Linked DNA regions of Homo sapiens: region 1 is linked to region 2. A link is an interaction called in ENCODE POLR2A ChIA-PET data of the cell type or tissue named here. Cell type or tissue: HepG2. All regions are shown on one strand. Links, peaks and the distances in the headings refer to the core of each region. The heading gives the core; the rest is flanking DNA.

Evidence for each region. Peaks named below come from ENCODE experiments on the same cell type or tissue, not always from the same donor. Only the 100,000 strongest peaks of a DNase experiment are listed, where the experiment ranks them.
Region 1: POLR2A ChIA-PET joins it to region 2 with 5 read pairs; 1 of 35 experiments calls an interaction of 5 or more read pairs at or near these places.

Annotation. Positions count from the first base shown.
Region 1 is chr17:43,981,048-43,986,959 of GRCh38, forward strand. It overlaps a transcript of PYY not described here. Among named protein-coding and RNA genes, the nearest start is that of NAGS, 21 kb to the right of the region's middle. In HepG2, for the core only: a CTCF peak has its summit at 2,493 (motif pointing right); a DNase peak (open chromatin) is centred at 2,824; H3K4me3 peaks cover 1,374 bases; H3K27me3 peaks cover 3,699 bases.
Region 2 is chr17:42,394,949-42,400,860 of GRCh38, forward strand. No RefSeq gene overlaps it. Among named protein-coding and RNA genes, the nearest start is that of STAT3, 9.5 kb to the left of the region's middle. In HepG2, for the core only: no CTCF peak of the experiment used is centred there; a DNase peak (open chromatin) is centred at 3,633.

The sequences.
Region 1 (5,912 bases), core at 621-5,620, 1.6 Mb after region 2:
CAGATAAGGTCTTGCTATTGCTATGTTGCCCAGGCTGGTCTCAGACTCCTTGCCTCAAGCAATCCTCCTGCCTCAGCCTCCAAAAGTGCTGAGATTACAAGCATGAGACCATGCCTGGCCGAGCAGAACATTCTTGGAAGTGTCTTTTGGTGAACATATATACACACGTCTGTTGAGTATATACACCTAGGAGTTGAATTGCTGGGTTATAGGGTGTGTATGTGTTGCACTTTAGCAGATATGGCCAATTTCCTGAAGTGGTTGTACCAATGTACACTCCCATCAACACAGTATGAGACCTGGTTATACCATATCCTCACCAATACTTGGCATCATGTTTGTCTTTTCATTTTAGTCATTCTGGTGGATGGGTGGTGGTATCTCACTGTGGCTTTAATTTGCATTTTCCTGATGATTGATTAAAAGAGCATCTTTTCATGGTTTTGTTTGTTTGTTTTTTTTTTGACAGTCTCACTCTGTCGCCCAGGCTGGAGTGTAATGGCGTGATCTCAGCTCACTGCAACCTCTGCCTCCCAGGTTCAAGCAATTCTCCTACCTCAGCCTTCCAAGTAGCTGGGATTACAGGTGCACGCCACCATGCCCAGCTAATTTTTGTATTTTTAGTAGAGACGGGGTTTCACCATGTTGGCCAGGTTGGTCTCGAACTCCTGACCTCGTGATCCGCCCACCTCGGCCTCCGAAAGTGCTGGCATTACAGGCATGAGCCACCATGCTGGGCCCTTTTCATGTTTATTAACCATTTGGTTATCCTCTGTTGTGAATTGTCTGACCAAGCCTTTTGCCCATTTTTCTTTTGAATTGTCCACCTTTTCTTTTTAATTTGTAAACATTCTATTTATTTTTTGGAAATAAGTCCCTTACAAATATCTTCTCCCATCCTGTAGCGTGCCTTTCCATTCTCTTAATGGTATGATCAATATAGTCCAATGTATCACTTTCCATAAACATTTTAAATCAGTAGCCAGAATATATGCATCCTCCTAGCAATTAGATCAAATTGCCTCTTCATGGACAACTTCTTAGCTCTGCGCAGCTCTGCCCAGGGGAGCTCTCCAGAGCCCTGCCTACCTGCATATTAGACCCACACTCTCACCCATACACATCACCCCCCAACTCTGAATGACAGGTCAGTACCAGCTAGTAAGCACCCCCATTTCAGAGTGGATGGATTGGGAATCCCATCTCTGAGAGTGTCAGGCCGGCAGGAGAAGCCACCTCAGAAGTCTGGAGTGAGGCTAGGATGGGGCAAAAACACTTGTATATGTGTGAGTCAGTGAGTGTGCTTCCTCATGCATGGCCCTGAATGCCTGTGTGCATTTTTGTAAGAGGAGTCTCCTCTACTGATTGAGGAAGGACAGTACACACTCATGTACGCCACTTAACTACAGTGTGAACCATGCCCCTAGATGTGATGCTCTTGTGCAGTGCACAAACTGAACACTTGTACTTGGTAGGCTTGCTTACAGGCAGAGTCAGGCAAAAGCCAGAGAAGGGTTTAGCTAAGGTTGTGGTAGAAGCAGGGGGACTAGCAGGGGCTGGGGGGAAAGCAGGTTAAGGCACGTGGAAGGAACAGTCGTGACTGGACAGAACCCAACAGGACTGGACAAAATCTTTCAAGCTCATGAAATGTCATCAAGACTTGTGCCTGAAGATGGGTCAGGCTGGATTCTGTGCTCAACTGGCTGCCTGAGCCTGATGCCTGTGTTCAGTCTGTGTTCAACGGGCTGCTCCAGGCTGGGGACAGCTGCTCATTTTGTCCTGGATAAGAGGGTTTCTTCTTCAGATGACCTTTGGTAAGGGGTGTTCTAAGGAGAAGGAGGAAAGTGGTGGCCCCAAGTCTGTAGCCTCCAGCAGCCAATTGGGGTGCCAAAGGCAGCTGGAGGCCGGGCGTGGTGGTTCATGCTTGTAATCCCAACACTTTGGGAGGCCAAGGTGGGCGAATCACCTGAGATTGGGAGTTCAAGACCAGCCTGGCCAACATGGTGAAACCCCGTCTCTACTAAAAATATAAAAATGAGCCGGGTGTGGTGGTGCACGCTTGTAATCCCAGCTACTTGGGTGGCTGAGGCAGGAGAATTGCTTGAACCCAGGAGGCAGAGGTTGCAGTGGGCCAAGGTCACGCCATTGCACTCCAGCCTGGGTGACAGCGAGATGCTGTCTTAAAACAAACAAACAAAAAACAACAACAACAACAACAACAAAAACGCAGCTGGAGTAGGAGACAGGGACAAGGAGGGTTTTGGGGGTGGAGCTGATGCCCTGAGATAAGGGAAGCAGTAAAGGGGTGCTGGGTGGCCCTCCAGTGGCTCTCCTACCGCGGGCCCTACCTGATGGAGCCCCAGCTCTGGGGCCTGCTCAGTGCCCCAAAGACCCAGTCCTGCTGAGAACGGGAAGCTGGAGCCTCTTCTGGGAACTCAGGGATCTGGGTGCCTGTTCCCAAGGGGAGAATGAGAACTGTTAGGCAGCAGCCTGGCTACAGGGGGCACTGCAGGGATGAGGACCATGCCCTGGGGGCTCCCTCAAGGACCCCAAGCACACGTGTCATAGGCATAGCCCCTCAGATACCACTAGCTCACCCACTGCCCTCATTCAACAAGCTCAGACACCCAACGCTCCCCGGGGCCGGGTCTTAGGCGCACATTGGCTCGCGGTGCACGTCCACTCTCCTGTAGGCTCGTGCCCTTGACATATCCGGGGCTGTCACAGTCCCATGCCCCGACCCCGACCCCGCGCGAGTCTGCTTGATGACGTCGCTGTCGCACCCCACCGGCCTCCCCGGGTCCTCCCCAGGCGCGCGCAGGGGCCGCGTGTCCGGTGCCGGCCGGGCTGAGTGTTCCGAGGCGAGCGGCTGCTGTTTGCGCAGCTAAGTGGCGTCTGTGTACCCAGCGGGGCGCAGCGGTCGCGCGCTTATCTCCCGCAAACACCGCGCCCGGATCCGCCGGAACCACGGCCGCGCCGCCCCATTTGCACGCCCCGGCCGCCGGAGGCCCTTATCGCCCGCGTTTATCGGGCCATCGCTGATAAGAAACCGAGGGGGCGGCGGGGCGGCCCCTCTCCTTGGATCCAAGAAGCGATGGGGTCGCTGTTAGGGGGGGCGCCAGCCCCGGGGATGCGGGGAGCCTTCGCAGCCTCCGGGTCAGCCCTGCTCCTTTCCCCTCTGCGCGGCCGGGATGTGGCCTCGGCCTGGCCGAACCCGGTGCCCTGTCGGTCCTGGCCTCCTTTTCCTTGTGGCCCTCTACACAGCCAGGGCCCCACCTCTTGACCTGGATTCACAGCAGGTGGGAGCAGGAGGCTCCTCGGGAATTCCTAAACACAGCTACCATCGACACCACCCATAATAACCAATAATTATAATAATATCTAACTGAACTGGGGCGCGGGCCTGCCTGAGAAGCATGACTGCCATCTGCTTTCATTTTCCCAACTATTCCGTGAGGGACGCACTGTTTCCCCCATTTCGCAGAGGTGGAAACCGCTTACTTAGAGAGGCTGGAAACCTTAGGGCTTGCAGCTGGCCAGTGGCCGGGTAGGGATTTGAAACTGGGTCTGTCTGAACCCAGAGTCTGCACTTGCCTCCTAAGACACCAGCGTGTTAGCCCCACCTCCTCCTTTACAGGCGAATAAAGGGACGCAGCCTGGAAGGCCCATACCAGGCAGTCCTCTGCACTGCCACATCTATGCCCTGCCCAATGCATCTGGGTGTCAGGCACCAGTCAGCTCTGAGGTTATTGAAATTGATCATCTAAATCTACACCAGGGCTTGAGCGGCTGATTAAATCTCGATTTTGCTCTTAATTAAATCCTGCCTGGTTGTATGAGATGGTGGAACTGGGCATGACTTTGTCTGTTTCTCTTCTAAAGTTGTAGAAAAGTTGTTATATAACTTTTATAATGAAAAAGGAAAGGCTCTTCTAAATATACAAACAAAAGAAATATAAAGGAAAGGTTTATAAATTTGACGACATTAAAATGTAATAGTTCTCTGTATAATAAAAAACTAAATTAAAAGGCAACTCTCAAAATTAAGAAAACATATTCACAACGTATACAACCAAAGAAGCACTAAGATCTGGAATACATGAAGAGTACCTACAAGTAATGAGAAAATGACAGAGACTCCCACTTGTTTTCATTTTTTATTTTTTTATTTATAAATACATGAAACAAGATCTTGCTCTGTCACCCAAGCTGAAGTGCAGTGGCGTGATCATAGCTCATTGCAACCTCAATTTCCTAGGCTCAAGCAATCCTCCCACCTCAGCCTCCTGAGTAGCTGGGACTACAGGTGCATACCACCCCACCCAGCTATTTTTTAATTTTTGTAGATACGGGGTCTCACTATACTCATAGACCAGGCTGGTCTGGAACTCTTGTCCTCAAGAGATCCTCGGCCTCAGCCTCCCAAAGTGTAGCCACAGAGATGTTTTTAAATGACAATGTCCAAGGCTGCCTGGGCCATGGCAAGTTCCCTCACAACACAGTAACACCCTCACTGGTGAGACTGTAACAGGCCTCACAGGAGGCTGGGTTAGGGTAAATGTACCTATCCTTCAATCCAAGGCTTCCATGTTTGTGAATGTAACCAATGGATATATCCAGAGATAGCACAAGGCTATTCATCAATGTGATGAACAGTAGCACACACACAAAATAGGAAACAGCACAAATTTCCAAATTTGTTCCATGAACAAATTATAGTATAAATGAGGTGTAATATTCCAATGGAATCATTAAAAATCATGTTTTGGAAAAATGTTAAATGACATGGAAATATTTATGAAATATGATTTTATGGGGGAAAGCAGAATACAAAAAAATACCTATATATAATAATTCCAATTTCGTAAAATATATGTCTATACACAGGAAGAAAAGTCTGTAGAGGTATTCTATATATGAAAATGTTGGCCAGGCGCGGTGGCTCACGCCTGTAATCCCAGCACTTTGGGAGGCTGAAGTGGGCGGATCACCTGAGGTCAGGATTTTAAGACTACTAGCCTGACCAACATGGTGAAACCCCGTCTCTACTATAAATACCAAATTAGTCGGATGTAGTGGTGCATGCCTGTAATCCCAGCTACCTGGGAGGCTGAGGCAGGAGAATTGCTTAAACCCGGGAGGCGGGGGTTGCAGTGAGCCGAGATCATGCCATTCATTGCACTCCAGCCTGGGCAACAAGAGCAAAACTCTGTCTCAAAAAAAAAGAAAAGAAAAGAGAGAGAGGGTGAGCGTCTAGGTCTTTCTTTCCTGAACACGTCGTGCCCATATGCCTGTTCAAGACAGATGGCATGGAGTGTGCCTGAGAGGTCAATGCCTGTTGCTCTCCATGGTTCACCCCAAGACTGGGTCATGTGGCTTCCTGTGCACCCCAAGACTGGGTCATGTGGCTTCCTGTGCACCCCAAGGTTCTGTAGCCTTGCAGCTTAAAGGAAAGGAGTTTGAATATTGTGGCACCAGACAAGCCTGAACTGAAATTCCAGCTCTACAGCCCACTGATTTTCAGCAAGCCACTTTGCCTTCCCAAGCCCTGGTTTCCTCATCTGTAAATGGAAAGAACAATAATAGCCTTGCAAGGTCATGTAAGGACCACAGATATTGGGGAAAAAAACACAGAGCAGGGGTTCATTATACCCTTCCCAGGGCTGCTGTCTGCCTCAGGACTCAGAAACCAGGAGCCACCGTCAGCGCAGCCTGCGTGTTCCTGCCCTCTGCCCACATACCTGCTGACACGTGGATTCTCAACACCAGCTGTCACAAACTATTTTTGGGATCCCAACTCTAACTATCATCCCAGTTTTGTTGCATGATAAGCACACTGCTAAGCATTTTACATTTAATCCCACAGCAATCCTATGAGGTTCACATTATTAGCTCCACATTACTCATAGGGA
Region 2 (5,912 bases), core at 737-5,736:
GCCCTGCCTACCCCACCTACATCTCTGCTGCCCACTAAATTCCAGCCAGTCCACTTCCCAGCTCAGGACCTTTGCATATGCTGTTCCTTTTCCTTCCCCGGCTTTGGCGTGGCTGTTTCCTTGTTACTCCAACAGACCTTGTCTAACCACTCCTATCTAAAGTTATTCACAGCCTGTTAATCCCTATTTCTATATCCTGTTTCCTGTGGAATTCATCACAGTTCTTTTCTATTTATTTAATTTTTTTTTTTTTTGAGACAGAGTCTCGCTCTGTAACCCAGGCTAGAGTGCAGTGGCAAGATGCTGGCTCACTGCAATCTCCATCTCCCGGGTTCAAGTGATTCTTCTGCATCAGCCTCCCGAGTAGCTGGGATTACAGGTGCCCACCACCATGTCCAACTAATTTTTGTGTTTTTAGTAGAGACGGGGTTTCACCATGTTGGCCAGGCTGGTCTCAAACTCCTGACCTCAGGTGATCTGCCTGTCTTGGCCTCCCAAAGTGCTGAGATTATAGGCATGAGCCATCGCACCCAGCCTTATTTTATTTTATTTTTTGAGATGGAGTCTCGCTCTATTGCCCAGGCTGGAGTGCAGTGGCATGATCTCGAGTACAGTGGCACAATCTCAGCTCACTGCAATCTCTGCCTCCCAGGTTCAAGCAATTCTCCTGCCTCAGCCTCCCAAGTAGCTAGGATTACAGGCGGACACCACCATGCCTGTCTAATTTTGTATTTTTAGTAGAGATGGGATTTCACCATGTTGGTCAGGCTGGTCTCCAACTCCCGATCTCAGATGATCTGCCCACCTCGGCCTCCCAAAGTGCTGAGATTACAGGCGTGAGCCACCGCGCCCGGCCTTATTTTGTTATTATTTTTTTTGAGACAGGGTCTCACTCTGTCACCCAGGCTGGAATGCAGTGGCATGATCTCAGCTCACTGCAACCTCTTCCTAACAGGCTTAAGAGATCCTTCCACCTAACCACCTGAATAGCTGGGACTACAGGTGCGCACCATCACCCCTGGCTAATTTTTCTATTTTTAGTAGAGACAGGGTTTGGCACCTCTCTCTGTCACCCAGGCAAGAGTGCAGTGGTGTGGTCATAGCTCACTGCAGCTTTGAACCCCTGGGCTCAAGGCATCCGCCAGCCTCACCCTCCCTAGTAGCTGGGATTACAGGTGTGTGCCACCATATCCAGCTCTGTTTATAGGGTTTCTCATCTATCTTTCTCTTTATACTGTTAGTTCCAGGAAGAGGTGTCTTCTCTGTTCCAGGCTCCCTTGACTCCCCAGTCAACATGCTGACATAATAGATGCTCAATAAATAATGAATGCATGGAAGTGCTCTTGATCCCGCCTCTCCCCTCTTTGAGTGTTCTCAATTCTCTTCTCCTTCCTGACCTTCTCCACTTGTTCTCTTCTTTCTGACTTGAAGATCCTTCCTCTCTCCTATACTGACCTTGCTATTTCCTCAAGTTACCCCCATCACTTCACATTCATTGCCCCATGTCCTCATCCCCACTTGCTCCATCAAGGTGGTTTCTGCCCTCTCTTGTTCATAGGACAGAGCTCTTGAAGGGCTACCAGGGACCTCCTCATCAACGTTGATATCTTTTTTTTTTTTTTTTTTGAGATGGAGTCTCGCTCTCTCGCCCAGGCTGGAGTGCAGTGGGGTGATCTCTGCTCACTGCAAGCTCCGCCTCCCAGGTTCACGCCATTCTCCTGTCTCAGCCTCCCGAGTAGCTGGTACTACAGGCACCTGCCACCACGCCCGGCTAGGTTTTTGTTTGTTTGTTTGTTTTGTATTTTTAGTAGAGACGGGATTTCACCGTATTAGCCAGGAGGGTCTCGATCTCCTGACCTCGTGATCTGCCCGCCTCGGCCTCCCAAACGTCAATATCTTATTAGTCATTTTACTTAACTTTGCGTTGAATCTAGAGCTGTTATCCTCCTCTTCCTTCCTACACATTCTCTCCTCCCTTGACCATCACAGCAGTTGATAGAAGCAATTGCATTAAATTGAGAGCTGAGGGGAGCTGAGGCGAGACATCCTGGCTCTGACACAGAAGAAGCTGTGCAACCTTGGGCTAGCTCCTTAACCTCTTTGAACCTCAGCATCCTCATCTGCAAATAGAGAACATAATTCTAACTTTAGTGAATTTGCATTAAAGTGTTTTTTGTTGGAAGATACTCTCCAGCTGACCATGCAGCATAGCAGATAAGAGTCAGGTCCTAAGCCAGGTGCAGTGGCTCACACCTGTAATCCCAGCACTTTAGGAGGCTGAGGCGGGCGAATCACCTGAGGTCGGGAGTTTGAGACCAGCAAGACCAACATGGAGAAACCCTGTCTCTACTAAAAACACGAAATTAGCTGGGTGTGGTGGCGCATGCCTGTAATCCCAGCACTTTGGGAGGCCAAGACAGGCTGATCAACCTGAAGTCAGGAGTTCAAGATCAGCCTGGCCAACATGGTGAAACCCTGTCTCTATTATAAATATACAAAATTAGCCGGGCATGGTGGTGTGTACCTGTAATCCCAGCTACTTGGGAGGCTGAGGCAGGAGAATCGCTTGAACCCAGGAGGCAGAGGTTGCAGTGAGCTGAGATCATGCCATTGGACTCCAGCCTAGGCAACAAGAGCGAAACTCCATCACAAAGAAGAAAAACAAAAAACAAGAGCCCTTTTAGTTCTAGCACACCAAAATTCTTTTTTTTTTCTTTTTCTTTGTCTTTTTTTTTTTTTTTTTTTTTTTAGCTAGAGTTTCGCTCTTTTTGCCCAGGCTGGAGTGCAATGGTGCAATCTTGGCTCACTACAACCTCCACCTCCTGGGGTTCAAGGGTTTCTCCTGCCTCAGCCTCCCGAGTAGCCGGGATTACAGGCATGTGCCACCACGCCCGGCTAATTTTGTATTTTTAGTAGAGATGGGGTTTCTCCATGTTGGTCAGGCTGGTCTTGAACTCCCAACCTCAGGTGATCCGCCTGCCTTGGCCTCCCAAAGTGCTGGGATTACAGGCTTGAACTACCGCACCCAGCCTCACACCATAATTCTATAATTATTAATCAAGCCTTCAGCCCTATGCCTTTCTGCTTTCACGCTGTTCGTTTTGCCTGAAGAACCTCCCTGCCCCGTATCACTGCTTGCATTTCATTCACACGTATTGTGTACCTGCCTAGCTCACAGGTCCTCTTTTCCTGGGAGTTTCCCCTCCTCCCTGCAATCAGACACTGAAATGGGTCCCTTCAGCCACATCTGTATTATATGATCCTGTCCTCCTGGCCTTTGATTATTTATTTTTTGTTTATTTATTTATTTATTTTGAGACGGAGTCTCATTCTGCCAGGCTGGAGTACAGTGGCGCCATCTCAGCTCACTGCAACCTCTGCCTCCCGAGTAGCTTGGATTACAGGCGCTCACCACCACGCCCGGCTAATTTTTGTATTTTTAGTAGAGACGGGGGTTTCACCATCTTGGCCAGGCTGATCTTGAACTCCTGACCTCGTGATCCACCTGACTTGGCCTCCCAAAGTGCTGGGATTACAGGCCTGAGCCACTGTGCCTGGCGGGCGTTATTAAACTCAGGGCAAACACTAATGTGAACTAGCTTACTCAGAGTCTCTCTGTCAGGAATTTGGAATGTTGAAATAGAAAGGCACAGAGCCTGGGAGCCCTTAGAGCTGAGTTCCATTAATATCAGCACTCAGGGAGCACTCCCTCTGCAGAAGTCCCTGGAAATCCCCTGATTCCTACTCTTTCACTAAGTAACATAAACCACTATAATTGTGTTTGAGACACTTTTAGGTTCTGGTGACACAAATATCAAGTAAAATGCTGCCTCTGGCCTCCAACAGTTATCTATTGAAATCCTGCCCATGTTTAGAATCACAGCTGAAAAGCTCCCTTCTTCCTTTAAGTTTTCTCATATTCCCCAAGCAGGATTAACCCTTCTCCAGGGTATTGTCATTGCACTTTGCTTTACTTCTCTTACCTTAAGTCATGTCTTTGAGCTTGTATTTACTTATGATGTATTTGTTTGTTTGATGCCTTGAAGATCTTTCTGGATATTATTGTGTTCGTGCAAAGGTAATTGTCGTTTTTGTCAAAGTAATGGCAAAACCCACAATTACTTTTGCAACAACCTAATAATATTTATTTATTTAAACATTTTTGTAGAGATGGGGTCTTGCTGTGTTGCCCACAGTCATCTCAAACTCGTGTACTCAAACAATCCTCCCTCCTCAGCCTCCCACAGTGCTGGGATTACAGGTGTGAGCCACCGTGCCAGGCCACTTTGAGCTATTTTGAACAGCTGCCTCTCCCACTAATTGCAAACCCTTTAAAATTAAGGACTAGATCTGGCTGTCTTTTTAAGTCTCTCAGCTCCTGGCACAGAATCACAAACAGATCATTTGGAAAGACCATCTGTTGTTTTGTCTGCCCATCTTTCTCTCTCTTTTTTTCCCCCTCCTTAAAAAATAAATGAATAAATAGGCCAGGCTCTGTGGCTCATGCCTGTAATTCTAGCACTTTGGGAGGCCCAGGTGGGTGGATCATTTGAGGTCAGGGGTTCAAGACCAGTCTTGCCAACATGGAGAAACCGCATTTCTACTAAAAATACAAAAATTATCTGGAAATGGTGGTGGGCACCTGTAATCCCAGCTACTTGGGAGGCTGAGGCAGGAGAATTGCTTGAACCCGGGAGACAGAGGTTGCAGTGAGCCAAGATTGCAATGCTGCACCAGCCTGGGTGAGAGTAAGGCTCTGTCTAAAATAAAATAATAAAAAAATAGAGACAGGGTATTGCTTTGTCACCCAGACTGGAGTGCAATGGTTTGGGTCATAGCTCACTGCAGCCTGGAACTTCTGGGCTCAAGCAATCCTCCTACCTCAGCCTCCTGAATAGCTGGGACTACAGGCACACAACATCCTGCCTGGCTAATTTTTGTATTTTTTGTGGAAAAAGGATCTTATTATATTGCCCAAGCTGATCTCGAAGTCATGGGCTCAAGCTATCCTCTTGCCACAAACTCCAAAAGTGCTGGGATTACAGGCAGGCGCCACTGCACCCAGCCTCCCTTTTCTATTGGTAACTATATCCCTGTTTTCCTTTGAGAAAACAGCCCTCCTTCACTTGTGATTGTTAAGTTTAGGTGTCAATTTGACTAGATTAAGGAATACTTATGAGGTGTTTCCAGAAGAGATTAGCATGTGAATGTGAAGGGAGGAAGTGGGGAAGATCTGCCCTCAATGTGGGCAGGCACCACCCAATCAGCTCCCCCTAACCCACCATAGAACAAAAAACAGAGAAATAGCTGCGTTGGTCTCTCTCCTGGAGCTGAGATACTCTCCTCTTCTCCTGCCATGGACATCAGAACTCCAGCCTCTCTGGCCTTTGGACTCCAGCACTTACTTATACCAGTGGCCTCCTGGGTTCTCAGGCCTTTGGCCTCGGGGTGAGAGTTACACCGTCAGCTTCCCTGATTCTGAGGCTTTCAGAGTTGGACTGAGCCAAGCTATGGCATCCCAGGGTCTCCAGGTTGCAGATGGCTCGCCGTGGGACTTCTTAGCCTACATAATCAAATAAGCCAATTCCCCCAATAAATTCCCTCTCCTCTATCTACCTATCCATCCATCCTATTGGTTCTGTCTCTCTGAAGAGCCCTGATTAATACTACTCTTAATTCCACATTTCAGGTGGGTTCTACAAGTGATCACATGACCTGTGTTTGGTCAGAGCCATAGTGATTTGGATATGTGACCTATCAGGGTATGACAGCTGAGATTCTGGCTGGACAAATCTGGAAAGAACCCCTCTTCACTGGGGTTGCTCACCTGTTAGTCCATAAGCCTGCTGCTATTTATGGTCACTTTTGCCACCACATGGGAAGAATCTGATTATTATTATTATTATTATTAT